3 separate regions of the Mus musculus genome follow, and all the other regions are linked to region 1. A link is a loop called in an ENCODE intact Hi-C map of the cell type or tissue named here. Cell type or tissue: left cerebral cortex. All regions are shown on one strand.

Evidence for each region. Hi-C counts contacts between places; a loop is a spot of excess contacts. Peaks named below come from ENCODE experiments on the same cell type or tissue, not always from the same donor. Only the 100,000 strongest peaks of a DNase experiment are listed, where the experiment ranks them.
Region 2: it touches region 1 in a loop (8-fold over the local background); 22 of 42 quality-filtered maps call a loop at or near these places.
Region 3: a loop joins it to region 1, with 10 times the contacts of the local background. A loop is called at or near these places in 24 of 42 quality-filtered maps.

Annotation. Positions count from the first base shown.
Region 1 is chr16:23,949,945-23,957,944 of GRCm38, reverse strand. No RefSeq gene overlaps it. Among named protein-coding and RNA genes, the nearest start is that of Rtp2, 23 kb to the right of the region's middle. In left cerebral cortex, a CTCF peak has its summit at 4,031 (motif pointing right); DNase peaks (open chromatin) are centred at 4,069, 4,291 and 4,912; H3K27ac peaks cover 629 bases.
Region 2 is chr16:23,449,149-23,457,148 of GRCm38, reverse strand. It overlaps a transcript of Masp1 not described here. Among named protein-coding and RNA genes, the nearest start is that of Rtp1, 24 kb to the right of the region's middle. In left cerebral cortex, a CTCF peak has its summit at 4,490 (motif pointing left); DNase peaks (open chromatin) are centred at 2,591 and 4,477.
Region 3 is chr16:23,546,485-23,554,484 of GRCm38, reverse strand. It overlaps a transcript of Rtp4 not described here. Among named protein-coding and RNA genes, the nearest start is that of Masp1, 30 kb to the right of the region's middle. In left cerebral cortex, CTCF peaks have their summits at 3,141, 3,964 (motif pointing left), 5,845 and 6,522 (motif pointing left); DNase peaks (open chromatin) are centred at 3,138, 3,939 and 5,914.

The DNA of each region.
Region 1 (8,000 bases):
TCTCTCTCTCTCTCTCACACACACACACACAAGGAGAAAGTCAACTGGGCAACCAGCTCTCATATATCTTTATATCCTAGCGGGATACAATATGGTTCGATACCTTATTCTCCAGCCACCATGCCTTCACCACCTTGACAGTTTATACTCCCTTGAACTGTGACCTGAAATAAACTTACCTCTCTTTATCTTTCCTTTTGTTGAAGATTGGGTCACAGCAAGGAGAAAAGTAGCTACTACAGAATAGTGGTGTCAAGAAGTGGTCCTTGCTGTGACCGTGCTCAGCTCCTTTCTGTGCAGATGATGTTATCGCAAGCTTTCAATCCTGAACATAGAGAGAGCTTCAGGACATTTTGGTGTGGTCTGGTACAACTTTGTGACATCCTCATTTCTCCATCTCGGAACGGGAATGCTTACTCTGTGCATTCGTTATCTATCAGAACTATGCAAATAGGATTTCTCTAAAGTAGAACTTACAGCTAAGAGATTGCCTTAAATCTCAGAAGAGACTCGAGCTTTGGACTTTCAAACAGTGTTGGAACTGCTAAAGGCTATGGGGACTTAAAGTTGAACAGAATGCCTTTTGCCCTAGGAAATGCCCTTGAGCCTTCGGGGACAAGAAATGGAAGGGTAGGGCTTCCACATGACATGCTTGGGTGTCAAGTTGTTGAGGGGTGGACCTGAAATAGCTACTATTGATTATCAACTTGACAATAGCTAGAACCACCCAGGAGACAAATTTCTAGGAGAGTCTATGAGGAATTAGCTAAATTATGTTAATTGAGACAGGAAGACTCACTCGAAATGTGAGTGGCTGGAGTTCTAGATCAACTAATTAACTAACTAGCGACCTAACTAACCAACTAACTAACTATCTAACTAACTAACCCCTTCCTCCCCTAAGTAACTTATTAGGTATGCTTGTCACAACAATAAGAAAAGCGTGACACTAATTGCTATGTAACAAATCTGTTTGGAAACAGTGGCATGTTCTCAGACACTCCAGATAAAAATCTCAAACTATGAATTTTGAAAGGGACACAATTAAACTCACAACAGAGACTGCTTGTAAAGTTCTCACAAATGGCCCCAGCATCACAACTCTTTCTCTTGTGTTTCTCCCACACACTAGAGGTCCAGGGGTTTGAGATTTGAATTCCTTCTTGGGGCCAGACAATTGGCCTTGGGGACCTCCCAGGAGCTCACCAAGGGCTTCTTGCCTCAGAGGAGGAGAGACAGAGACAGTGGTGCTGGCCCCAGCCCAGTAGATGCTTTTTTCCAATTCTAACTAGTTTTGTCGTTTCTACCTTTGGTGGGCCTCACAAATAAACATCAGTGAACAACATAGTGTTTGGTGAGCAAGGGCACTTGGGTTATACAGACATGAGAACAGGTCAGCCTCAAGCTGGTATCTATGAAATAGAAACGATCTGAATTTTATAGGATACAGCATTTCAAGATGGGTGAAAATCCCTTTCACTGGAGACTATGGTTGCTCATTGCATTTCAACTTGTGAAGGCAATCCCGGGTTTACCAGCCATCACAGCCAGGAGAGCTTTACGCCTAAGGGACTCTTTAACATGTTGCTACTTGTTATTGTAAGTGTTGTAAGGTGGTCTGGCCAAGAAGAGTCTGCAGTTCAATTCCTTTATCATTTGGAAAAGAACACCAAATGCCAGAAAGCAAACATAGTCTCTAAGGCCTGAGACCGATTTCCAGATGCTTGTGGTAGGCATTTCTGTTATAGCTGTGGCCTTACACTGCTATGATTGTCTCCAGAAATCTTACCCAGCCCCTGAAGCAGTGGTTCTCAACCTGTGGGTTGCAAACCCTTTGGGGTTCATCAATCTCTTCAGAGGGTTGCCTAAGACCATCATAAAACACAGCTACTTGCACTGCGGTTCATAACAGTAGCAACACTACAGCTATGAAGTAGCAACAAAAGTAATTTTTGTAATTTTATGGTTGGGGGAGGGTCACCACAACATGAGGAACTGTATTAAAGGGTTGCAGTATTAAGAAGGTTGAGAACCACTGCCCCAAAGGTTGTCTTTGTCAAATAGCCTCATTTGTCTGACTGCTTCTTTGGCAAAGCTGAAGGGAGAAAGCTATGACCAATGGGTGAGAGACACAAAAAAAAAAACAAGCTCAGCCTGACTGGAGAGAAGATTTTACAGTAAATATCTAAAGATGGAATGGGCTGTGGGTGACAGCTTGTGGTAGTCAGCTTTCTGTTACTGTAATAAACACGCAAGATGATCAACTTATGATAAGAAATTAGTTGTTTTGGTGCCCTGTGATCACAGCTCCATCATCATCACTGCGCTCTTGCTTTGAGCCTGTGGTGGCATGCACGATGCATTGACCCCAGGAGGTCAGAGTGGAGATCTGCTGCTGTGAGTCACAAGAGAGAAGGGCCAACATCATGATAGTCTCAACTCCTTTTGGGGTAGAGACGGGCAGAGTTGCATTATAGGGTTCATGTTGGTTTTCTTTCCTCTTTTTATATAATACCCTGGGCTGGCTTCTCACATACCATTTTTAGTTTTTAAATCACTCTGTCTCTGTCTGTCTGTCTCTCTCTCTGCCTGTCTGTCTCTTTCTTTGAGAGAGAGAGAGAGAGAGTGTGTGTGTAGTACACACATATGGATCGGGTGTGTGTATCTGTGCATGTGGAGGACATGAGGTGTCCAGGCCCAATTACTTTTCATCTTGATACTGTCACTGAACATGGAGCTAGGCTGGAAGGCAGAGAACCCCAGCCATCCTCCTGCCTCCACCTCATGTAACACTGGGATTAAAAGAATAGTTGTCCATGCCAGGCTGTTTACATGGATACTGGGGATTTGAACTCAAGTTGAACCGCATGCTTTCAGAGCAAGCACCCCTACCAGATGAGGCTGCACCCCCCAACTCAGCCCTTTTAACATTCATTTCATTTTCTTTATTTTTATTTTATTTTATGGCAGTGAGACAATTCAATGCCCCACCTGCTTATGCTGCTATTATTTCTGCCTGGCACACATGACCCATAGTCACACAGAAAGATACACAATGTCTAACACAAGAGTACTGCATCTCTGCCTGGCTCATAATGTTCTCTGCTTACCCCTTCTTAACTCACGGCAGACCTGGCCCAATGTGGACCCAGCAATGGTAGTGCGTTTAAGGATTTCAGATGTATCCCGTCATCCACTGTCGCGTCCGCTCTCGACCAGCAAGAACGACACGACCACCAGTTCTTCTAACAGCAGTTTATTCAGCAAGCTTCAGTCATCATCTCTCGCTTCATCTTTTTCTCCCCTGAACCCCGGGCCTCTCACTCTTATATACTCTCAGTCCCCATTCACTCATGGCAGGCCACATCACCTCACCAGGCACACAGCTTCAGCCAATCAGGGTGGCAGGGGCGCGTCTCCACCAAATATGGACTTGTTTACACCGCCAGCATCATGGTGCACCTGCGCAGCTTTCACAATGGTCATGGCAATTTTCAGGTGTATGAGGAAGTCAGGTGCAAGTCATAAGAATTAGCTGCTGCCACACCCGCTCCTCACAATCCACTTGTTTTTGAGGTAGCTATCACTTTTTATCTTATCCTGCCCTCAAACTCACAGCAATATTTGGGCCTCAGCTCCTCAGTGCTGATATTACAGGCATGGAACACCACTCCCAACTCTCTGCTTGGTCTTTACTTGTATTTTATTTGTTTTTTACTCTCATAGATGTGTGCTGTATTTACAACATTTCCTCTTTCCTCTCCTCTGTCCAAGCTTCCTATACCCTGCCACTCTCAAATTCATAACATCTTATTTCCTTTATCATTCTTACACACACACACACACACACACACACACACACACACACACACGTATAAACACAGCAATGTTGTTCTTCTGTGTATGTTTGTATGGCTGATGACTTGGCATAGGATAACCAATTGGGATTACCAATTCATCCTAGGCTGATTTTCCCAGTTTTAGCAACTCTTGGCTTCCCATTTTGAGACTAGTTTTACTTGTGTAGTCTGGAGAATGGCCACAAGGTGGCAGTGTAGGACAAGCAGTGGCTATTTTGCCCCCCCCCCCTTCCCCACTTCCCCAGTGTAAATCAGGCCCAGCTGTGTTTTGGAATTGTTCTCCCTCGAACCCCTTTGTCTTCTTGTAGCTCATTCACCCCAAGTGACTAGTGGTTCATGGGGTGCGATTTAAGGTCCCACTTGAGAGCGTAAATTTCCACTCTGGCTGTCTTTGAATTGTAGGTTTCTAGTTTTCCTTGATAAACGTGGAAGTCCTGTCCCAGTTCTCAGCCAAAGGAGGCCATTCTCTACTAGAGCCCTTCAAATAATACTGCTAATGAGCATAGTGCTCTTTCTAGGTCAGCGAAGCACTGTCGGATCCAAGAGCTTTGATCCTCATCACAATCTTGCTGGCTAAAAAAAAACAAGACAAGAAAACCCCACCTTATCTGACAGGAGCAAATGGAGATTGGAAGGAGCTAAGAACGCTGGGCTGGGTGATGGCCAACCTTGGGCCCCAGGGGGCAGAGCCACTCCTTGGAACACCGTGCCCCTGTTTCTGCACAGTCCTGGGCACAGCTTTTCTATTGTACAGCATAGCTTAAGATAATGGAGCCTCTCAGAATTGAAAGGTTTTGGGGAGTGATAGTGCGAACTCTGGATGGAGTCAGAGCGGAAGCCCCCAGGAACACCCAGAATTCACCAGCTTTACGGTTACCAAGGCTGTGGAACTGGCACACCTCTATTGCTACCCTTCAGTGATGGCCAGAAGTGCTCCCAAGAATCATTCAGACCATGCCCCGGGCTGTGGGTGGCTGTAGAGACTTAGCAAATCTTTGCTGCGGATCGTGCACATGGTCCTAGCTCAAGATCTCCACTGTTGACCAGCTTCAGGCGTTGCTGGGGAAGTTTGTTGTCCTCAGGCTTGGGTTTCTAGCTGCAGCCTAGAAGACCACACTGGCGATTTCCAGAACAAGCTCCCTCCCCTACGTGCTGGCTGTCAAAGTTTCTTTTCTGTTGCTGTAATGAAATACTCTACAGAAGAAACTTAATGGACAAGACGTTTGCTCTTTCTCACACTTCCAGGGTACAGTCCACTGTGGCAAGAACTAGAAGCAACTGTTAAGATCACATCTGCACTCAGGAAGCAAAGAGGGGCCCTTGAATGCAGGCTGCTAGGGAATGGTGCCACCTACAGTGTGTGTGTGTGTGTGTGTGTGTGTGTGTGTGTGTGTGTGTGTGTGTGAATAGTGCCACCTACAGTGAGTGTGTGTGCATGTGTGTGTGTGCATGGTGCCACCTACAGTGTGTGTGTGAATGCCACCTACAGTGTGCATGTGTGTGTGAATAGTGCCACCGACAGTGAGTGAGTGTGTGTGTGTGAATGGTGCCACATGCAGTGTGTGTGTACATGTGTGCATGTGTGTATGAATGGTGTCACCTGCAGTGTGTGTGTGTGCATGTGTGTGTGAATGGTGCCACGTACAGTGAGTGTGTATGTGAATGGTACCACCTACAGTGTGTGTGTGTGTGTGTGTGTGTGTGTGTGTGTGTAGGGCCTTCTCAGTGCAATTAATGACATGAAGACATTCCCCCACAGGCACGCCCAAAGGTCCATCTCCTAGGCGATTCTAGGGTCTGTAAATTGACTCTGATGCCCCATCTAAGTGGGTGGACTCTGAGACAAGGGGCTGTGCTCACTGGAGTGCTCAGGAAATGTCAATCACTCACTGAGACCACAGAGCTCCAGCTGCTGAAAGGCAGCTCTCTCATCTCTTGCTCCTGGATCAGCTACTCAGGACTGGATTCTTCTCTGGCCATTGCTTCTGATGCCACTGAACCTCAGAAGGAGCTAGTGCATGCCACTAGCAATCCACACTATGTTATTTTACAATTTATGCTTCAAAGTCTCTGTATAGGCAACATTTTTTTAAACTCTATTGAAATAGATGTTTCCAAAAGGACAACCTAATATTTCTCTAACTTTAAAATTAAGATATATTCCTAGGCAAATGGATGGACCTGGAGGGCATCATCCTGAGTGAGGTAACACAATCACAAAAGAACTCAAATGATATGTTCTCACTGATAAGTGGATATTAGCCCAGAAACTTAGGATACCCAAGATATAAGATACAATTTGCTAAATGCATGAAACTCAAGAAGAACGAAGACCAAAGTGTGGACACTTTGCCCCTTCTTAGAAATGGGAACAAAACACCCATGGAAGGAGTTACAGAGACAAAGTTTGGAGCTGTGACGAAAGGATGGATCATCTAGAGACTGCCATATCCGGGGATCCATCCCATAATCAGCTTCCCAACGCTGACACCATTGCATACACTAGCAAGATTTTGCTGAAAGGACCCAGATAGAGCTGTCTCTTGTGAGACTATGCTGGGGCCTAGCAAACACAGAAGTGAATGCTCACAGTCAGCTATTGGATGAATCACAGGGCCCCCAATGGAGGAGCTAGAGAAAGTACCCAAGGAGATAAAGGGATCTGCAATCCTATAAGTAGAACAACAATATGAACTAAACAGTACCCCCTGGAGCTCATGTCTCTAGCTGCATATGAATCAGATAATGGTCTAGTTGGCCATCAGTGGAAAGAGAGGTCCATTGGTCATGCAAACTTTATATGCCTCAGTACAGGGGAATGACAGGGCCAAGAAGTAGGAGTGGATGGGTGGGGGAGCGTGTGGGAGACTTTTGGGATAGCATTGGAAATGTAAATGAAATAAATACCCAATTAAAAAATAATAAAATTAAGATATATTGAATAGAATGTTGAAAAACATCTATGACATACACAATATTACTAAAGAATATTGGTAGAGCAATCAGACTGTGCAGAAACATTAAATAGCTTTTAAATCCTAAAATAATTTGCAAGTACAGAGAAAGAGCAGATAAGGCCAGAATTCTTGCCTGTCTCCCCAGCGGTAATATGGTAGATGCCTACTGAACGTTATCAAAGTGAGACTCACATGGTATCGTTCACAGACCTAACCAAGAGTATTACCAGTTTTACATGTGCTTGTGTGTGTGTTTGGCTGTATGTTTGTGTATGCATGTGAGTGTGTGTTTGAGTGGATCTTGTATGTGTGCATGCATATGTATGGTGTATGTATTTGTGTGCTCACGTGTGTAAGGGTATCTATATATATATGGATATGTCTGGGTGTGTAGGTATGTAGGTATGTGTGTATATGTACATGTGTATTTGTACGGTGTGCCTGTGTGTATATGGGTATATCTGTTCGTGTGTGGGGGCATATGTGTGTATGTGTCTGTGTGTATGAGTGATGTGAGCTTTTATGCATTTTTCTCTATGGAGCTTTCCAGGACAATCACAGTACACAGATGCTCCATGCCCACTAAGGTCTCTTGTTCCCTTTGCCTTTCGCCTCTATCCCTGACTTCCTGCAGTCACCGGTTTGTTCCCCATTCCCATAGCTGGAGAATTTAAGAATGTTGTCAGTGACATGCCACTGTGTCACTTCTTGAGCATTTGCTGTGTGTCAGGAGCTGGTGTGAGCCCATTTGGTTCTGTCCCTAGTCCGCTGCCCTAGTCTCCACTAATCTTCATGGTTACAGACTTCTCACCAAACTGATGTGGGCAACAGCTGGCACAGCTGGGTTTCACATCTAGAGCTGCCTTTACAGTCTGGAGCTTTAATTACAAAATACAACCTCTCTTCAAAGATACAAGGTAGATTTTAAAAATTCATCTCAGCAAATGCCTCTTATATGGATGTCTGTGAGTTCAAGGCCAGCCTGGGCTACAGAGTAAGTTCAACAATAAAAACATTCAACACAGAATGTTATGATTATAAGAGATTAACAGTAGCCTCAAAAAAGCTCCATGGGTTGGTACCACAGTATACATTTCCTAAGAACAATAAAACATTTATTAAAAAAAATAAAAATATAGAAAAGTTGTATTTGTTTTTTAACTCAAAACTTTTTAACTTATGG
Region 2 (8,000 bases), 500 kb after region 1:
AGAAAGTGTCCCCCTTTCCTGAAAATCCCATTAGTTGAGTTGTCACCCCCAGCATGACAGAGTAGCACACAGAGAGAAGCATGGCTGGGGGTGGCTCAGGCTGGCAACAGAGTCCTGCAATCGCTTGCCTTGTATGCTCTGGGTTCAAGCTTCAAGGCCCAGCCCTACACACCCAATAAACGGTGGCAGGACAAGCTGTAGCTAAGGGACAGTAGTTGATCACCAGCACAGTTCGAATTATCGTGCTGGCTTTCCTGGTGAGTCATCTTGAGGATGCCACCAGGCTCAGTAAGCTTAAGTCCTTCACCTCTCAACTGGACGCAAAGCCCCATCAGGCTGCCTGTGTTATTAAAATGAAATACCATAATCAGAACATGTCTAGCTAAGGGCAGGAGGCCAACCCAGGCCAGCTGGCCTCCTTTTCCTTGGAATTCAGTGTGTCATATCCTCACTCATTTCCTGAGGATTAAAGATGTCAAATAAAAAAATAAAAAAGCCAGAATCTGAGAAATGCTTAAGAGAAGTGAGCTGGCAGGAACTGTGTGGCTCTGATTAATCAGGCACTGTGTACTTCACATGTTCCAGCTCCTGGCCCTCACTAACTTATTTATGCCTCCTAGAAGCCTTGAAGGACATTTTCGGAGTGGCTTACTGCTATGCCCATAGATTACTGCACCTCTCAACTCAAGCTAGAAAAACATCTTTCTTCAGAAGATAGAGATTAACCCAAAGACCCACACTGGTCAAGTTGCAGAGAATAAGACTGCTCAGGCCTAAATGAGATATCTGTGTCATACCCCTGGCAGGCCAGGGTTCAGGGATCTCTGCGGAAGAGGCAGGCAGAAAGTGATGGATGCCTACAGGGAGGCTCTCTTCTGGACATAACTGAGCAACTGCGCACATGTGATACTACGCATAAGACCTTTGCAAGCCCAAGCCAGACAAAATCCCATCATGGGGAAGGGAGATAGGCACAAAGTCTCACCCTAACTGAAGAGATATTGGCAATTGAGAGCTTTTGTGAAAAGGTGAGTCAGTTTAATTTAAAGGTGCCGCCTCTGGAGGGCTAACCACACTCCAGTGAAAGGCCGCATGCCCAATAGTAACACAGGCTAAACAGATTAGATCTGTAGGGTTTAAGAAAGGAAGGAAGGGAAGGAAGAAAGAAAAAGGAAGGCGAAGGAAAGGAAAGGAAAAAGATAAAATAAAATAAAATAAAATAAAATAAAATAAAATAAAGGAGAAAAGTCACAAAGTTGAGTGAGCAGGGAAGGAGTGGATAGATCTGGGAGAAAGAGATGGGAGAGAGATGATGAATATGATCAAAATACATTATAAAAATATAAAATGAACTAATAAAATGCAAAAAAGAAAGTGAGAAAGGAAGAAAGAGAGAAAAAAGAAAGAAAGGAGGGGAGGAAAGAAGGGAAGGAGGGAAGGAGAAAGGAAGGAAGGAAGGGAGGAAGGAGGGAGGAAGGAAGGAGGGAGGGAGGGAGGAAGAGAGGGAGGGAAGGAGAAAGGAAGGAAAAGAAGGAAGGAAAGGAAGGAAGGAAGGAAGGAAGGAAGGAAGGAAGGAAGGAAAAGAGAAAAGCTGAGGCACATCATGTCTTAGGAGCAGGTGTGGAAGCACAGTTAATGGTCTCAGAACTTAAATGTAGCCATGTTTTCTGCATCCAAGCCTCCTTATTAAATAAGAATACAATGACTTCTCTACCCTTAGCCCGGATTCACATTGTCCCCACATCTGAGATTTCATAAACTTATAGGATGTCATGGCTAGTTTTAGGGATTACCAAGTCCTACCTCTTTGTTTCACAGATATGGAGTCTGAGGCTTAAATTGATGCAAGGGGAGAAAATGTTGCCTGACCTGTTGCTCTCTATGCTGGGCTCCTTGCTTATTCATAGCCTCTGCCCAGGCACCTCCTTCCTACACCCTAACAATACTGTAGACATGGGGAACAGGATGTGTGAGATTACAGCTCTCACACAGCCTCAGCGCCTTGCCAGCTGCCAGGAGGTTGAGGTAGATCAACCAAGAAACCAGGTAACCCATCACAGAAGCAATGCCCTCCACCTCAGCAGCACTCCCACCCTCTCCCTCCGAGGGAGCCATTTCAGCCCTTTCTCCTCCAGCAGAGGATGATGCCCTTGGCAGGGCAATCTTCAGCACCCTCACCTCAGCCTCTCTCACTCTCTCCTCATACTGTGTCCAACAGGAACCATGGTCATCGTCAGTGGCTGGGGGAAGCAGTTCTTACAGAGGTTTCCAGAGAACCTGATGGAGGTGAGGTATAATTTATATCCTGCAAGCAATCATTTCCTGGCCACGCGTTGGGCCTCCTGCTGTATACTGCCTGCTCTAGGATTTAGAGGCCGGGAGGAAGGAAATGATAAAAGATGGGGGCCAAACTCAACTTGAAAATTTAATGGGACTCAAAGTCACAGAAAGTTTGATATGTTTGTTTAACTGGTCATGGGCTCCAGCCTCAAAATACCACTCTATGTGTCTGGCATAGAGTAAAAACCTCAGAATACAGAAACTCTCCCAGAACACAGCGAGTGCGGGTACCCAGCAGGCTCGTGATTCATCTGCACACCACGAAGACTGCATACCAAATTAGCAAGAACAGGCCAGGCTCCAAGAAGCACAGTCCCTGCAGAAGTGAACTTGACCACTGCATTTGAAAGCCACCCTCCTATGATTTCAGAAATGAATCCTGAACTTGACCTAAGGAGCCATGGCTCCAAGTCTGGGGCCCGAGCAACATCCTCAGTCCCTGAGTCATTGTACACTTCTAGGTGAAGGGGACTAGAGATAGCATCAAACTTCCTAAATTTCTTCTAAAAACTGCCTGGCTCTTACTTTCCTGGGTTCTATTATGGGCCTGTGTTCTAAACTCTTCACCATATTTAAATCCTTGTACATATGTTATCTCATCACAGTTTAAAATTTTGACTGTGTAGCAATCATCCATTGTTTCACCCGTGAGCTTCCAAGTGGTTACATGCTGTCTCCTGTGAACTAGCTACAAGATTTGCCAGGGAAAAGGGGGCAAAAGGTTCAAGATGGCCTCCCAAAGGATGAATAGTAGTTAGTCAGTGACGCCAGCACATGCTGACAGCATGTCCTCATGACATGCCTTCCTGTCCCCACTTTCCTAGGAGGGCCATCCCAAGGAGAATCTTCATGTTCCTGTTGGAGACAGTGTTATGTTATATGTTATATGTTATATGTTATATGTTAGATGTTAGATGTTAGATGTTAGATGTTAGATGTTAGATGTTAGATGTACCCTTGTAACAAGAACCAACAGAGGGTGTGTGCTAAGGGGAAATGTTCCATTCAGTTCTTATAGTGAGGGAAAGTAATAAATGAGAATTGGCTACAGAGCCAGTGTGGTAGGCTGTCTCAGGACCTAGCATTTAGGCAATGGACAGATGAAACATCTGTAAAAGATATTTGTTACTCTTGCAGAGAACCCAGGTTCAATTCCCAATACCCAATACCTACCTGTTGCCTCACAGCTGTCTGTAAGTGCAGTTCCAGAGAATCTAATGTCCTCTTCTGTCCTCCACAGGTACCCATTATGCATGTGGCACACAAACATACATGCAGGCAAAACCACATAGTGTAAAAAAATAACATTCTTACTTTTCAAAGATACCTAGTATACAGAACTTAGCATCTTGATCATCCATTTCCATTGAGAAACTGTTTATGATTAGTTTGTCAAAGAACTGTGAATTCCATCTTTAAGATAAGGTATGGGAGTCTCAGTGCTCTAAGAAAGATCTCTCTTTCTTAAAGTCACATGCACCAGCTTCCAGAGCAGAGATGAAGGAGGCATATACAAACCGACACGGTGTTTCTATATGCTGTCATATTTAAAGCTGGTATATCCTAGGCAAGTATTGTCTCCATATTACAGACAAAATAAGTGAATCTCACTCTGGCAAAGCTGCTTTACCAGGGTCTGTACCTACAGCAAGTCTGTAGCTGAGGCTGTAGCAGAAAATGAGTCTCCAGTTCTCCATTCAGCCATGCCTTTCCATGTACCACGCGGCAATTCCTGAAGCCACATGTAAGGCCTCTGGCAGCCCGCTCAGAGCTGTCAGAGCAGCAAGGGCTCCTAAGCGAGGTGTGAGAACCAACCACAGCTTTGTGTTTCAGATTGAAATCCCAATTGTAAACTCTGACACCTGCCAGGAGGCCTATACCCCATTGAAGAAGAAAGTGACCAAGGACATGATCTGTGCCGGAGAAAAGGAAGGTAAGAGAAGAACCCAACAGCTATACACACACTGTGAACCTGGGGTGGACACAGACAGCGGAGATGGGAATGGGAGAACAGAGGGAGAGGGGAGAGAAGAGGTGGGGGAATATAGAACTTTTGCCATCCCTTCCTGAACCAGCCCTTTCTGACATCATCTTGCCTGACCTATAGAGCACAGCTTTGGATCCAATGGTCTGCTGCACCCTCCAGTGGCTAATTGTCTGAACTACAAGTCAGACACAGGTTTGTGCTGGGAAAGGGGCTTTCTATTTATTTTATCTGTATCTCCCTTTCGTCTAGGGGGGAAAGATGCCTGTGCTGGTGACTCTGGAGGCCCTATGGTGACCAAAGATGCAGAGAGAGACCAATGGTACCTGGTGGGCGTGGTGTCCTGGGGTGAAGATTGCGGGAAGAAAGATCGCTATGGAGTCTATTCTTACATCTATCCCAACAAGGACTGGATCCAGAGGATCACTGGGGTGAGGAACTGAGTTCGAATCCCAGCCCAACACCTGCTGTATGGTCAGTCACCAACAGAAGATCAGTGAATGCAAGCAACCTTTCCTCCCTGGTCCTCAGTCTTCACTGCTCATTCCTGGGTGATACTGGGATTCGTTGAACCACCTTTCCCTGGTCTTTATAGAGGCAGAGTAGCAAAGCCAGCCAGGCTGGATCCAGGCTCCATCACTCAAAATTTTTGTAATGATGGACAGCTGACTGCCTCTTTGGGTCTGTTCTTCAACCATGAGAAGCAAGTGGTCAGACCTTATCTACCTCACAAAACCGTGCTGAGGAGAAAGTTAATACATACATAGTACTTAGCCTAGTGTTTGACCTAAACTATGTTTTCTAAAAACTGTGACTTAGCAAAAGGCGTCTGTGTCCACGAGGCAGGTGGAGGTCCCTTATAAACTCTTGATAGGGTCTTAGGGATGATTAGTGCCACCCCTCCACCACCCTCAGCCCTTGCTTTAATCTGTCCCCAAAAGTCTAAGCTTTTTCACTAAATGCCATCCTCCTAAGCCCAGCCCCATTCCCCATAAAAATGCAAACAAAATACAATTCTCAGCCCTATGACGTGACCCCAGTTACACAGCCAGCAATGTCGTTCGGCACTTGAGCTAAGTACCAAATGGTAAGAGAAGCGAGGCTGAGAGGAAATGGGGGTTGTGAAGTCTTATCAACCCTTGTCTCTCATGGGACCCTCACTACAAGTCTTTTCTTCTTGTTTTGAAGGTACTTATCAGCCCTGACATTCTAGAATCCAAGGGAGTCGTGTCCCCTGTGATGAGTTAGATTCAGAGTAATTCAAAAGAAAAATGTTCATTAGGTTCAAAAGACAAAATTTTCCTGCTGTCCCTAAAATTCCCACAGTGATCCACCATACTCAAGTGCAGCCAAAGATCTTCCCCTTGCTCTAAATAGAGTGGCTTTCCTGAGCCCCATCCCCCTTCTCGCCTCTAAGCATGGGCAGCAGAAGGCAGGCCCTGGCAGGCTCCTCTCTCTCTCTCTCTCTCTCTCTCTCTCTCTCTCTCTCTCTCTCTCACACACACACACACTCACTCTCTCCTTCTCGCTCTCCGCATCCCGCTCTCTGCATCCCAGCTGAGCTTAGGTTGCCATTTCTCTGATTCCTGTCGCTTTGTCTCACCAAACTGAGAACACTGTGTTTGAATAAGTTTTTAGAAACCTTATCCAAGACAAGATTTTTAAACAAACAGAAGCCCAACCCTGAATTTCTGTGTATGAGAATTGTTCTTCATAGAAGACTTTGACCCTCGACCTGTATTGCTGCTGCTAGTTTCCATAAAAATCTCTGGTAAGTGAGGTAGACAGTGAGGAATGAGGGCTTGTGGGTATTAAGCCCAAGGCTCCACACTCAGGGACAACACTTTGCCCCACTACCCCTCTGAGCATGTCACTCTATTCCTACACGCTTGACTACTATTCGAAGAGATGGCCGGGACCCAACAATCAGATACTTCTCAAGGAAGCTGCTACTCTATTTTAGTTCCTGATGAAGACTTTTGATGCAGTTTTGAAACTGCTTGGAGGCAATGCGCCTGCCCCTCCACAGCTCTTGCTGAGCAGTCTGTTATACAGGTCATAGTGACTGCTGCTGTGGCCTGCTGCAGTGAGAAACATATGGGTCATGGCTTCCAGACATTCCTGGTGGAACTGTGACACACATGTGACTTCTATATGGGGATGACCCCTGACAAGTCTATTTTAGAGAGGCATGGAGATAGAAAAAAAGCCCAATTTTGTACATAATTTAAGGAGGGGAACGCCAAGAATCAGCCTAGAGGGTGATGACCTTCAGAAAGTGAGCATTTCTGCAAGTGAGGCCAAGGAAACTCTTCTAAAAAAACAGGAGTCTGCATCCACTCAGATACCACCAGCCCCTCCCATAGTAATGATATTTCCAGAAAACCAGCATTCAACATGAGAACCAACATCTAAACAGGCCTTTCTCCAAAATTCTTCATCCAGAACTAAAATAGCGTATTTATCCTTATCAGAACACCAGCGCTTTAAAAGCTTCAGGTTTCCCATGCAGATACCAACTTCTGGCTGGGCACAATTTATTCTATTTATCCTCCAAATTATGACTTCATCTTGAGAAAAATAACTAAATATACCATGGAACTTGAACCTTGTCCTATAAATGCCTGTGACATGATGTGTACTCAAACCATTCTTACTCATGGTTTGAGTAAGAATGGCCCCCACAGGCTCACATATTTGTATGCTTGGTCACTAGAGAGTGTTGATATTTGAAAAGATCAGATGTCACCGTACAGGAGTGGAGTGGCCTTGTGGAGGAAATGTGCCACTGGAAGTGGGCTTTGAGGTTTTCAAAAGCCCAAACCAGGCTCAGGGGCTCTCTTCCTGCTGCCTGTGGATAAAGATGTAGGAGTTTTGGCCAATTCTCCAGCACCATGTTTGCCTGCATGCCACCATGCTCTTGCCATGATAAAAATGGGCAAAACCTCTGAAACTGTAAGCCAGCCCCATTTAAATGCTTTTTTTTTTTTTTGTAAGAGTTGTGTGGTCACAGCTGTCTCTTCACAGCAATAGAACACTAAGACAGAAATCTAGTTTCTATTATGGTCCAAGAAGCCTGATCACCTAAAACTAGAGACACAGAAGGAAGGTATAGCCATAGAGTCTATCTTGTCTAAATTCATAACCTTATGCCAACCGACTCACTACCTTCACATCCAGCCAGTTCCTAAGCAACTCTAAAATGTGCTGCCCATAAAAAAGCCTGTCTTCCAGGCAACTGAAATCTACCTCCCGAGAAATTAATTTGTATAATGAAAGCTGTGATTTTATACTGCGAGCACTGGTATTAGCAGTGATGATCATGCCTGGGATTCATTAGTCAAAGAAGTTGTTATTCTTATGGGAAACTACACATTCGTTCCAATAAACATCTGCATTGAGTCAAAGAGCTCTGTTTGGCTTGTGGACTTTTTCATGCACTGATGGGTCTGGTAAGTTGTTTACATGTTTCAAAAATTTGTTCTATTCGATTAGGATCAGTGTACCATGAAAAGAGAAAAACTGATGGGAAGGTTGACTTGTAGATTCGAAAGCATGTCTTTGGTTCTATTGATTCATTTTTTCAAAAAAAAAATCACCATTGTCTGCAAATTATCAGGATACCATAAAGTCAATGTCTCAGCACATAAATTATATTTCTCAAATACCACCCACA
Region 3 (8,000 bases), 400 kb after region 1:
GAATACAAACCATGTTTAATATTTGGAGGCTAGAAAACTGGCCTAATGGTAATGCTGTTTTACATAAAGTTTTTGTCTGTAATTTTTAAATCTGGATTTAGAAGTTGAGGATAAGAATGAGGAAGGCTAAGGAGCACCGGCAGACACCCCAACATGAGGGGTGATGGTGAAGGTAAGAAATGGTTGGAGTCTAGATACATCTTTTTTTTTTAAAGATTCATTTATTTCTTATATGTAAGTACACTGTAGCTGTCTTCAGACACTCCAGAAGAGGGCATCAGATTTCGTTACAGATGGTTGTGAGCCACCATATGGTTGCTGGGATTTGAACTCGGGACCTTTGGAAGAGCAGTCGGCACTCTTAACCACTGAGCCATCTCACCAGCCCCTAGATACATCTTAAAGGAGAGTCCATTAATATTTTCTGATGTGAGGGAGACTTGGGTTTCCCACACAACACTACAGTTTTCGGCCTAAACTCCTGGAAAAGCTAAAAGCACTTAGATGAGATAGGAAAAGGATCCTTGACCTTGGCACACTGGTGGTGTCTGGCACCATGTGGCTGAGGCGATGTAAGCTGTTTAAGTGAAGATCATGATGGTCCCTTACACTCATAAGCATGAGGGGTGTGATGGAGCCCTTTGTGCAGGAGGATTCCTGGCCACTGAGGCATGCCCAAAAGGGGGCACTTTTCTTGAAACAGAAAAGGGGTTAAGAATGGGAACTATAAATTTGGGGTCTCCCAGGGCCTGACACTATTTTCATCTCAATGATGAAAGTTCAGGAATGGATGAAGCAGCATGAGCCAAAGAAAACCTCATCTAGGTTGGCGGGGAGGGGCTCAGCACACTGTAGAAAGGAGCGTGTGCAGTGTGGAAGCCTGACTAGTGTACCCAGGAGACTCCAGACAGTCCAGGGACTGCCAGGAGAGAGACAGGGCCTCAGCTGGTGTCAAAAGGATGGCCCTCTGACCTCTCACTAGGGAGCTGTGCTACAGTTTTCAACAGGCTGGAGGCTGTCGCTAGCAAAGTGCAGTCAAGACTATTGGGTTCATAATAGCACCATCATCCCTTCCCCGTTTACCTTCTTTAAAACCTGGTATTCACATTTCAAACTAGAAATGTGGGTGACCTAGGAAGATCTGGGAGGCTTCTGTGGGCAGATGGCACCAGTGGCATCACGAAGGGCAGCTGTGTCAGAACACAAGCATCCACCTACCTCTCAGAAAGGGAGCCATCTAGGTCCGTCTCTCAGTCCAATCAAGGGAAGAAGAGGGGACTGAGCCATGGGGGAAGGCAGAGTTTTCTAAAGGTGTCACTGGGGACCCCCCACCATTCTTCATTGAAAGCAGTAGTTGAAACAGCCCAAGAAAACCAAATGCTCTGAAGGACCCACACTAGTCAATCTTCACACTTGAAGGGAGGCATCTGACCCTCGGACTGTTCTTCAGTGAAAATGGAGTAGCTCCTATCTGAAGGGACTCCGGTGTGAGAATGACAAGCTGGCCAGGTGGACTGCCCATGCAGGGGGAGAGGCTCACGCCAAGTCTAGAGACTTGGTTTCCCAGGTTGAAACTGCCACTGAGTCTTTCTTGACAAGTCACATCACCTCTCCATGTCACAGTCTCTTCATCAACAAAGTAGCACAATGGTTCTCTAACCTCTTCAGGTCATAATTCAGTTTATTTTGACAACAGGATAGAGCTTTAAATGGAAGAACATACCTTGCAAGCTAGCAGGTTGCAATGAATGGCCCATAAATTACCGTTGCCGTAGTCTAACGCTGTCTGAAAGTGTCTTGAGTGACACAGTTATAGCAGCTAAGATGTGCTGCATAACAAGTCACGCATCCTTTAATTGGTCACTTATGGCTTTTTCCAAGTCAGCTGGGTGATTCTGTCCAACTCTGAGTAGAACTTGGCCAACCCTGACTTTACATCTATACATGGTCAACTTGCAGGTTTCTGGTAACTCTGGTCAGCTCTCTCCCACACACCCCTGATATCTGTCCAGCAGCCTGGCTCAGCCCTGGTGGCAGAGACCCAAGGGAGACAACGGCCGCTCTGAAAGCTTTTGCTGGGACTGAGTTTGATGATGATCTGGCACAAGCTTGCCAGTCAGACCTGAAGTGTCCCGTGGAGGCCTGGGAAACTATCGTGTTTCCTACACAGTTGCTACTAGGGAATGAGTATAGGAATGAACGCTAAGAAGGCTAGGAAATCAACACACAGCAAACACTTGAACTGGGCAGGAGGGATTCAAGAGGAAAAAGGCTTAGTCATACATTAGCTAGAACTTGTCCCAGACAGCCTGGGCCTGAGTGACCAGGAAGATAAGATCTGGTGACCATATTATGCAGCCAGGTAGGGCACTGGTGTCAGAGATGCTGAGGCAGCAGGATACCAGATGGCTGGAGGAGGTGAAGGACCCAGAGCTCGTACTGTGCTTCTATTGCTCAAACACCCATCTTTCAAATTCAATCCCACATTGCATAGCTGATTTTCCAACTTACTTTCCCCATTTTAGAATTAAGTTCTCTTTCCCAATGTCCTAATTAATCAATTGTGTTAAAGAAAACAAATAATCTGTAGGGTACTTAAAAAGAAACTGAAGGGCTGGTGAGATGGCTCAGTGGTTAAGAGCACTGACTGCTCTTCCGGAGGTCATGAGTTCAGATCCCAGCAACTGCATGGTTGGCTCACAACCATCCTTAATGAGAAACAAATTTAATTAATTAATTAACTAATTAATTAATAACCTATGGGTGGGAGTGAGCGGGGTAGGAGCAAGCAGGGCCGGAGCGAAAGGAAAGGGGGGTGGGAGGAGGGAAAAAAAAGAAACTGAGTAAGACAAAAAAGAAGAGTTATTATTCCCATTTCATACTTGAGGCCAGTCCTGTGCTTAGTAAATGGCAGCCAGAACCAAACAGAGGCTCCTATTTCCAAGGTCATTGCTCCGTCCTTTGGTCTATACTGATTCTGGCTCTGGGTGCAGGGAATCCCTCAGGCATGCATGTATGGAGCAGCAATATGAAACAGAGAGGAGCAGGCACCGTGCCTGGAGCATCCTGGCAGAGGGAGTCATAAGACAGACAGCGTTGCATAGCTGACAAGAAGCTGCACCCTTCCGGTGCAGGCTGGGTACCACTCCATGAGGCAGCTGCTGGCTAAAGATTATGACGCTGCAGCACAGCTTCAAGCTTCAGCATCTTTTCAGGGCTGGCAGCCTCCTAGGAATGCTCGATTAAAATCGGCGACCTCCTGGGTACCACCGAGGCAACGGTGGGACTCTTCACCTCCGCAGCTTCTCCTTAGACAGCGCAGTCTACTCTCGTTACAAACGGGGAAGCTGCCGAGGCGCGTAGCTATCACAGTGTGACTGTCAAATATTAGGTATTTACAGCTGAGAGAAATCATATGTGGCTACACAATGTGTCTCAGGAGCTACTAAAAGAGCATGGTAATACAGAACATTCTGGAAGGGAGAGTCTGTGACATTCACCGGATTGTCAGAGAGGGTTCTCAAACCCAGACTGACAATAGTTTACAATTCCTTTTCCATGTCCTACCCTTGCTCTGAGCCCAGGAAGAGGGGACATTTATTTGTACTAAGCCATGCCGCTTCTTGCCATCCATATCCGTCCTCTAGAACAAGGGGTACGCAAGAGATCCCACTAGGACCAGCTCAGAACATTTCCTTGCCTGTGTCCCGGATATGAAGTCTGAGCCAAAGCCGCTGGGAGTACAGAGACAACCTCTAAACCTTTTGAAAGTGTGGAAGGGGCTGATTTTTAAATTTGCATATTCAAAGACAACTAATGAATAGCTTCATTGCATCCTTCAAAATGAGTATTTTCTCAAAATCTCTGAATTGCCTTCTTTAGAGATTAGGTGCTACACCCGTGGCACTTGGGAACGCATAGACAAGCCCTGCTTTGTGCCGAAGGAAATCCTCTAGTGTCACCTGGTGGCCACAACATGTCACTGCACCCTTCACAACAGATTTGTGCCAGTTCTTTTTTTTTTTTTTTTTTTTTAGGGGATTTAAAAAAATTTTTTTATTAGATATTTTCTTCATTTACATTTCAAATGGTATCCCAAAAGTCCCCTATACCTTCCCCCCACCCTGCTCCCCTACCCACTCACTCCCACTTCTTGCCCCTGGTGTTCCCCTGTACTGGGGTATATAAAGTTTGCAAGACCAAGGGGCCTCTCTTCCCAATGATGGCCGACTAGGCCATCTTCTGCTACATCTGCAGCTGGAGACACGAGCTCTGGGGGTACTGATTAGTTCATATTGTTGTTTCACCTATAGGGTTGCAGACTCCTTCAGCTCTTGGGTATTTTCTCTAGCTCCTCCATTGGGGGCCCTGTGTTCCATCCTATAGATGACTGTGAGCATCCACTTCTGTATTTGCCAGGCACTGGCATAGCCTCACAAGAGACAGCTATATCAGGGTCCCTTCAGCAAAATCTTGCTATCATATGCAATAGTGTCTGCGTTTGGTGGCTAATTATGGGATGGACCCCTTGGTGTGACACTAAGGAAGTGAAAGATCTGTATGACAAGAACTTCAAGTCTCTGAAGAAAGAAATTGAAGATCTCAGAAAATGGAAAGATCTCCCATGCTCACGGATTGGCAGGATTAATATAGTAAAAGAAAATGGCTATCCTGCCTAACACAATCTACAGATTCAATGCAACCCCATCGAAATTCCAACTCAATTCTTCACTGAGTTAGAAAGGGCAATTTGCAATTTGTGCCAGTTCTTAACCCCACTCATTTCTGCTAGCCTGTGTATTGGCACCCAGGGACTTTGTAATCTTTTAAAATGGTGACAGAGACAGGGCCAGGCCTCCTTTCTCACTGCCCAGCTCTGTCCAGTTCTGGGCAGTGCCTCCCTGTGACTCCCCATACTTTACCTTCTCCCTGTGCCAGCAATATCCCATCCAAAGTACAGATGGGACAAGGGCGACTTCTCTGCCGCCACTGGGAATTTCCCTCTAAGCAGCCTCCTTTACTCAAAGTGATCATCTTGACTTTCTAGTCTCCTGAAAGTCCTGCTCACACACTATATTCAGGGCTCACCCTGTGGCGCCCCTGCATATGTGAGAGATCACCTCATCCACGGAACTGTGCAGCCCAGATTGAAGCCAACAGTGTCCCGTCATATCTGTCTGCGCGACCAACTGTCTGACTGTTTTCTGGATCCTGGGGAGAGCAGGCTGTGGTCCTGTGTGCTGAGCTCACACTCAAACCTGAGCCCAGCTAGTACCTCGCTAACCACAGAGCTGAGGGTGTGGCTTACACAGGGGCACCTTAAAAGCTTTGAACTGTAAAGCTCAATATGGCGTCCAAGATTGAAGGTGATGCCTTTGGGGGTGTTGGTCTCACCCTTTGCTTGCTTTCCGGTTTTTGGTGTATTGAGGCCTCATTGGTAAGGTCTCAGTCTAGGATGGACTGAAACTATGGCATTTCTCCCCAACTTAGCCTACCAAGTGCTGCGGTTACAAGCATGCGTCACCACATAAAGGTGAGTTTACAAGGGTTTTAGTGTAAAGCATTTTGGTGAAAAGGAACTGCCATGCCCAGAAGTGTTAGCCTCAGGGTTTGTGTGTGTGTGTGTGCGTGTGCGTGTGCGTGTGCGTGTGCGTGTGCGTGTGCGTGTGCGTGTGCGTGTGCGTGTGCGTGTGCGTGTGCGTGTGCGTGTGCGTGTGCGTGTGTGTGTGTGTTTAGGGTAGACGTCTGCGTTATAGAGCACTCTGAGAGCCAGTCTAAGAACTTCACAAGAGCCAAATCACAACAGGCTATGTATGCCTATCTAGGGACGACATGAGTCTTGAGAGATCCAGCAGAGGGTGTGGTAGGCTGAGAAACATTAAAGAACACAGTCCCAGGAAATGGCACGGAATCCCAGGAGAGGCCATCCACGGTGCAGATCTCTGGCCTGTCAGTTCAGCGGGTAGCAAGCTATCTGGGTGGTTCCTGAGCCATACTGAAGAACATCGGAAGGAAGTGATGAAGAGAGACGGGCAGAAATGGTGTGGCAGCCGAGCAAGGTGGCACGTGCCTTTAATCCCAGCACTCGGGAGGCAGAGACAGGCAGATTTCTGAGTTCCAGGCCAGCCTGGCCTACAAAGTGAGTTCCAGGACAGTTAAAGCTATACAGAGAAACCCTGTCTCGAAAAACAAGAAAAAAGAAAAAAAGAAAAGGTGTGGCATAGAAGGGGCACGCAAGAAGTAGGAGCAGAAGAAAGGAAGCAAACACGTAAAGAGGCACTCTGAAAAACACAAAAGCAGAGCCAACAATACGGTTAAGTGAGGTGCAACTAGATACGGTTAAGTGAGGCATGAACAAAAGAGAGCCTGACTGGGCAGGCTTAGACACTCAGGCACCTTCAGGATGTCTGGGACAAAAAACAGGGAGCAGAGGGTACACACCATCAAGGTGGGAGAAGTACTCTGTCAAGAGCAGTGGTTCTCAACCTGCGGGTTGCGCCCCCTAGGGGTATTGAATGACCCTTTCACAGGGTTCCCCTGCAACCATCAGAAAATACAGATATTTACATTATGAGTCATAAATATCAAAATTACAGTTATGAAGTAGCAACAAAAATAATTTTATGGTTGGGGTCACCCCAATATGAAGGCTTGTATTAATGGGTCACACACAGCATTAGGAAGGCTGGGAACTGCTGTTCCAGAGACTCCACTGAGGAAGAATGTGGGGGGAGACTGCAGGACAGCTGGAAGGGGACACATGGCGACAGAGAAGGATGATGCATTTGTGTCAGGAAAACTGAAGTCTCTGTGCCGTGAGAACGGGCAGCCACATCAGTGTCTGCAGAGGGCAGAGAGGACGAGGCTACCCTAGGCTGGGGCTGGGAGAGGGACCCTGAACCCAAGGGGGAGGGTCCTCCTTCAGTGAGCAAGTATGCAAGAGGAAAAGTAGACGCACAAGCCAATCCAAAGGTTAAGTAAAGGTAGGGACGCTGAGAACGGCCATATGGCAGAAGCTGACCTGGTGAGATTTCAGTTGATCCAGAGCTTGATGAAATAACAACTGAGCACAGACTCAAAGACGCTGGGCATCTAGAGTGGAGATGGGCTACACGCTGGCTTCAACTATACAAAAGTAAATGATGCTGTTGGGTTCAAAGTGCAAGAGCAAGAGGGTTGACTGGGGTTCAATAATAGCAGCCAAACAACTGCAGCATCGGTGGACGGCGGCCTCTGTTGTGGTTTGAGAACGAGAGATCCTCCAAAGGCTCATGTGGTGTGCTCTGGGTTCCCAGACTGTGACACTATTGTGAATCGTAGAGAGCATTCAGGAGCTTGGCTGGCACAAAGCAGTCAATAGGGAGGGCCTTTGAAGTCTTCTCTGTCTCTATGTGTCTTTTCCTTTTTCTCTGTGTCTGTGTGTCTGTCTGTCTCCATGTGTGTGTCTCTGTTTCTCTGTGTCTGTGGGTGGGTGTGTCTTTCTCTGTGTGTCTGTCTCTCTCTGTGTGTCTCTTTCTTTTTCTGTGTCTGTGTGTCTGTCTGTCTCCATGTGTGTGTCTCTGTTTCTCTGTGTCTGTGGGTGGGTGTGTCTTTCTCTGTGTGTCTGTCTCTCTCTGTGTGTCTCTTTCTTTTTCTGTGTCTGTGTGTCTGTCTCCGTGTGTGTGTCTCTGTCTCTCTGTATATCTCTGTGTCTGTGTGTCCATCTCTGTCTCTGTGTCTCTGTGTGAGTGTGTCTATCTCTCTCTGTCTCTCTCTGCCTCTCTCTCCGTGTGTGTCTGTCTGTGTGTCAGTCTCTCTCTGTCGCTTTCTGCCTCTCTCTCCTGTATGTATGTGTGTATGGCTGTGTCTGGCTGTCTATGTGGGTATATGTGTGTACCCTGTATATTTCCTGGTACTACTCTGTAAGGCAGTCACCCTCCTACCATATACAGAGCCACATGCCCCTGCCAGGCCTCCCCACCTAGATGGACTGAGATTTCTCTGAAATTATGAACCAAAAC